Linked DNA regions of Homo sapiens: region 2 is linked to region 1. The links are chromatin loops, found by intact Hi-C in ENCODE. Cell type or tissue: heart right ventricle. All regions are shown on one strand.

Region 1 (2,500 bases):
GTTCATTATAATTTTCTTTATAATAGTAGAATATTGGAAATAGCCTAAAAGGCATGGATGATACATGGTTAAATGAAATCCAGAATGTGTATGTATTAAGTACTGTCTTGATATTTAAAGTATTGTTTGCTATTTATTGACATGGAAAGTTATCCATGATACATTTTAAATTTTTTTAAAGCATCTATAATATGAGCCCATATGTAAAATCAAATGTCTGAAATGATTTTTGTTAATGTTAACAGGGGTTAGAGAACAACTGAGGTTAATAATTTTTTGTAATTTTACTTTCTTCTCTATGTTTTTCTGTATGTTTTGAATTTGTAAAATGAGCATACACTGTTTATATGATTCCTATGGAAATAAAAGGGCACTGAACAAATTTATCTACAATAACTCAAAAAAAGTCAATCTGCAAAACTTTCTATTTGCACACCAATCTTCAACCAGTGGGATTTTTAAGCTGCCCTTATGACATTTACCAGTTTCATAATGATAATAATATTAAGTGCACTGATTGTCAATCTTCAGTAACTGATAGTGAAGACAGTTTATAAAAATCCTTATTTGCTTTTTTGTCTTGGAATTTTCACTCCAGCTAATTTGAGTTTTGTACCACCTCTTCTTCTCCATGAATTTTTAATATGGTGTTCAGTAGAAAAGAAATTGAGTTTTTATGAATACCTTCTGTATTATGCAAGTAAGTTTTAATTGCAGTGATTAATTATTTCATTGTCCCTATTTTCATTCTGTCTGTTATAATCATACTTGGGACTTTGTCACTAAGAGGTAAACAGGACATTTGAAATCTGTCTGCCTTTTATACATGTACATTAAGCCCTTTGCCTCATTCCCTTTATCTCTGAAATGGGTAGAATAATGAATCTTTTACTTACCTCAAAGGATATTGTGAAAGTAAAATGAGATAATTTATGGGAAATGTTTTACAAAGTTAAAAGTAGCATATATAGTAATGGAGCAGACTGACTTATCTTAGAATCAAGGGGTTTATGTAACATTGGGTTTTTTAAGCAGCAGTAATCATCTTTGGTATTGCCCACAACACCTGCAGCCAGTGTGGCCAAACAGGCTGGTTGCTACTTCAAAGGGCAGCAGTAAATTGAGGAAGGCAGGTGTTATAAGAATAAAGATTAAGTCACTCATCCAGAAATCCACCATGAAAAAAGCAGCCAGAATTTCTTCCATCATTTTCTTGGGCTGAGTGGGTAAACCCTAATTTATCATGTAAGTTGTATTGCATTAAAGGATTTTTAAAAATAGATTACCCGTGATTTTCTTAAAATATCGATTTGCAAGAAGTTCATTAATTCCAAACAGCGTAGAACTAAGTATTTTAAATTCCTTGCAAGAAAAAAGATCCCCAAAGATTAAGAGCAAATATCTATTTTTTATTTAATTAAAGCAAAAACATAGCCTGCTTAGAAAAGTGGTCACTCTGAACACACACACACACAAACACACACCCACACACACACACATGCTATTATATCCTCCCCTTTGAAATGACATCTGTCTTAAAGTTCATTTTCACAGGTGGAGAAAATTGAGGGTGCAGCATTCTGAGACTGTCATTAGTTACAGCTGAATTTCCTCTGAACTAAGTTGAATTAAGTAGTGCTGGAGAGACAGTGGGGCCTCCTCTTTGCTTGGGTCTCCTGTTTAGCACCAGGATAAGCTCATATTGCCTTGATAACGAAACCAAAACCCTTTTTCGATGTTGAAAAGGCCGATTGATGCTTATTAATGTATTATAGTTTTGGTGAATTGCGGTTTCCTCTACCACGTAGATGAGTTTCTCATTTTTCTTTTTCATACTAAAGGGATTTTGTGAACTACATATAATAGTGAACTCTTTATAATACTCCATGTGTATATAGAGTTGTCTTCCAACATTTTAAGCTTCCTCATATGTCCCCCAGCCCTGTTTGTGAGCTTTATCTACTTTGAGGAGAGGCTTTATATCAGTGGTGGAGATGCGATTGGCAATGGATTTTGAAGTATGTACTGTTACCCCATACACATACATCAACCCAGGATCGCTTTCTGGATAATTTGATGACCTGGGTAACTGCCCTGGGCTTCAGCCATCACATTGAGACCTGCTCCAAATAATTCCTCTGCATCTTAATATTTCCATCTCTAAAATGTTTTGGACTTTCAATATGCCACTAGGATATTTACATAAGACTTACTTGAAATTTTCTGAGAAAACTTCATCTTTGTAACATTTTAGCTTAAAGCAATATTGTATTTTGTTATTATTGTTATAATAATGACTAAAATTTGTTTTCTCCCTTGTTTTTAGTTCTATGAGTACTGTGTCTTATATGGAAGAACCCAGTCAGCGTGATGATATCTCTCGCCTTACAGTTCAGATGGAAAACACCTATCAGTTGGGTGTGTTCTTTTATCTCTCACTCCTATTTTAAACTTCTAAATTGGTGACTGATTCTCTTAAAAATGATATTTGATAACCTGG
Region 2 (2,500 bases), 440 kb after region 1:
ACTTTTTTAAGGTTTTTTTTTTAGAGATAGACTCTCACTTCATCACCCAGGCTGAAGTTCAGTGGTGCAATCATAGCTCACTGCAGCCACAACCTCTTGGGCTCAAGTGATCCTCCTGCCTTAGCCTCCCAAGTAGCTGGGACTACAGTCACTCATCACTATGCCTGGCTAATTTATTTTTATTTTTATTTTTTTGTAGATTCTTGCCATGTTGCCCAGGCCGGTCTTGAACTAGCCTCAAATAATCCTCCCCCTGGCTTTCTCGTCAGCCTCCCAAAGTGCTAGGATTACAAGCATGAGCCACAGCACCTGGCCTGGCTTTTCTTAATTAACAGTTATGTATCAGCTGTGAAATTACCAGTTTTCAGCGCGTTAAATAAAGTGATATGTATTTAACACTAAAATACATTAAACATAACTTAATTTTTCTTTGGTGCTAAGCATGATTCCAAATCCTTTTGCTGTTTAAGACTGATTCTGAGTATCGGTTTTGCTATAGAGTAATATATCTTAAAAGTATCAAGAAGATGGGGGCAAAACTATACTAATTTTATTATATACCCTAAAAATTACTCATTAAAAGTAAATTCCTTACGTCAACTTGTTTACCTTTGTTCACTCAAATCATAAATGTGAACTTTATGGTTGTTTGCATACACTTAAATGGGATCCACGTTCTGCATCATTTGATTGATAATCAAGTGAAGATCCTGCTGAATTCCTTTTGCATATGCAGAATTTAGATTAAATTTCAAAACAACACAAATACAATTCTCAAGTCCTAGATTCTGAATTAATGGGGTTTTATCCTAATAAGACACCTGGGGTCCTTGTATAGTATCACAGTCATAGAATGATATTAAAGAATACTGAGTTTCTTAGGCTGGGTGCAGTGGCTCATGCCTGTAATCCCAGCACTTTGGGAGGCCAAGGCAGGCGGATCACCTGAGCTCAGGGATTGAAGACCAGACTGGCCATCATGGCAAAACCCCGTCTCTACTGAAAATACAAAAAATTTAGCCAAGCCTGGTGGTGTGTGCCTGTAATCCCAGCTACTCAGAAGGCTGAGGCAAGAGAATCGCTTGAATCTGGGAGGTGGAGGTTGCAATGAGCCAAGATGGAGCCACTGCACTCCAGCCTGGGTGACAGAGTGACTCTGTCTCCAGAGGAAAAAAAAAAAAAGGATACCAAATCCTCTTACTTCATGCAAATAGGAGTATGTAATAGACTAGAAAAAGTGTTTAGAAAATAGAAAGGAATTATATTATCAGTGTCTCTGAATAAGTTTTCAGAAGCCAACTGTTTTCTGGTTGAAACTCTTATTCTCTGCTCCCCCTGGTGGTGCTACATAGGCCATCTTGGTAACAGGTACATTTGAGCTCACTTTTCAAAACCTTCTCTTTATCAGAAGTGGCAAATAGAGTAGAAAGAATATTTGTTATCTCATATGCTCTTCATAACAATCCTTTGTGATAGGTAGTATTAGCTCCATTATATAAATAGGGAAATAGAGTTTGAAAGAAGTCAAGCCAGATTTTTTTGAACTTATACCGTCAGTAACTAAGTGCCTCTCACAGACTCTACATCACTTTAAAGACCAAATAAATATTTAGAAAATGAAAAGACAGGTTTCAATCCAAAGCCACTTCTGTCTCCTCCACCATTATTTTTTTCAGAAAGTTTTTTTAAACTCATGACTCCCTCAGTCAATCTACCACGTTTCCTTTAAACACAACCACTAACACAGAAAAAGTGAATTACCATTTCTATCCAGATCACTCAAGCCAAGTCACTGTAGCCAGAATGAAGCTTTGTTTACATTTGCTACTGTCAATTTCATCTGGGTCATGCATGAAGTGTTGTCTCTGCATGTCTGTAGGAAGACAGGAAAGTCAGAGTCAAGAGGAGTGGGAGGATACCAAAGATTACAGGTCTCTTCTACCACTTTAGCTCCGTGGTGGCATTGCCTCCATTAGATATTGCTGGAGGTGGGGGGTTTACTTCAAAGCGACAGGAAAGCCTTGTGGCCAAGAGCACAGGCTCTAGAGTTCAAAGCCTGGCTCTGCTACTTTCTAGTCATGCAATCTTTTTTTTTTTTTTCCTTTTGAGACAGGGTCTTGCTCTACTGCCCAGGCTGGAGCGCAGTGGCGCAATCTCAGCTCACTGCAGCCTTGACCTCCTGGACTCAAGCAATCCTCCTGCCTCAGTCTCCCAAGTAGCTGACCACAGGAGAGTGCCACCATGCCCAGCTAAATTTTAAAAATTTTTCTGTAGAGACAGGGTTGTGTCATGTTGCCCAGGCTAGTGTCAAGGTCTCTAACTGCTGAGCTCAAGCAACCATCCCGCCTCAGCCTCCCAAAGTGCTGGTATTACAGGCACGAGCCACTGCTCCTGGCTAAGTCATGCAATCTTTCTTTTTCTTTTTTTTTCTTTTTAGACAGAGTCTCACTGTGTTGCCCAGGCTGGAGTGCAGTGGCGTGATCTTGGCTCACTGCAACCT

The links. A loop is a pair of places that touch in the nucleus more often than their neighbours do. Peaks named below come from ENCODE experiments on the same cell type or tissue, not always from the same donor. Only the 100,000 strongest peaks of a DNase experiment are listed, where the experiment ranks them.
Region 2: a loop joins it to region 1, with 18 times the contacts of the local background. A loop is called at or near these places in 48 of 110 quality-filtered maps.

Annotation. Positions count from the first base shown.
Region 1 is chr1:66,768,061-66,770,560 of GRCh38, forward strand. DYNLT5 (dynein light chain Tctex-type family member 5) reads left to right here. Exons shown (of 5, transcript NM_152665.3): 3 at 2,327-2,418. Among named protein-coding and RNA genes, the nearest start is that of DYNLT5, 17 kb to the left of the region's middle. In heart right ventricle, no CTCF peak of the experiment used is centred here; no DNase peak of the experiment used is centred here.
Region 2 is chr1:67,210,458-67,212,957 of GRCh38, forward strand. The region is part of intron 6 of IL23R (interleukin 23 receptor); the gene reads left to right. Among named protein-coding and RNA genes, the nearest start is that of IL23R, 45 kb to the left of the region's middle. In heart right ventricle, a CTCF peak has its summit at 1,331 (motif pointing left); no DNase peak of the experiment used is centred here.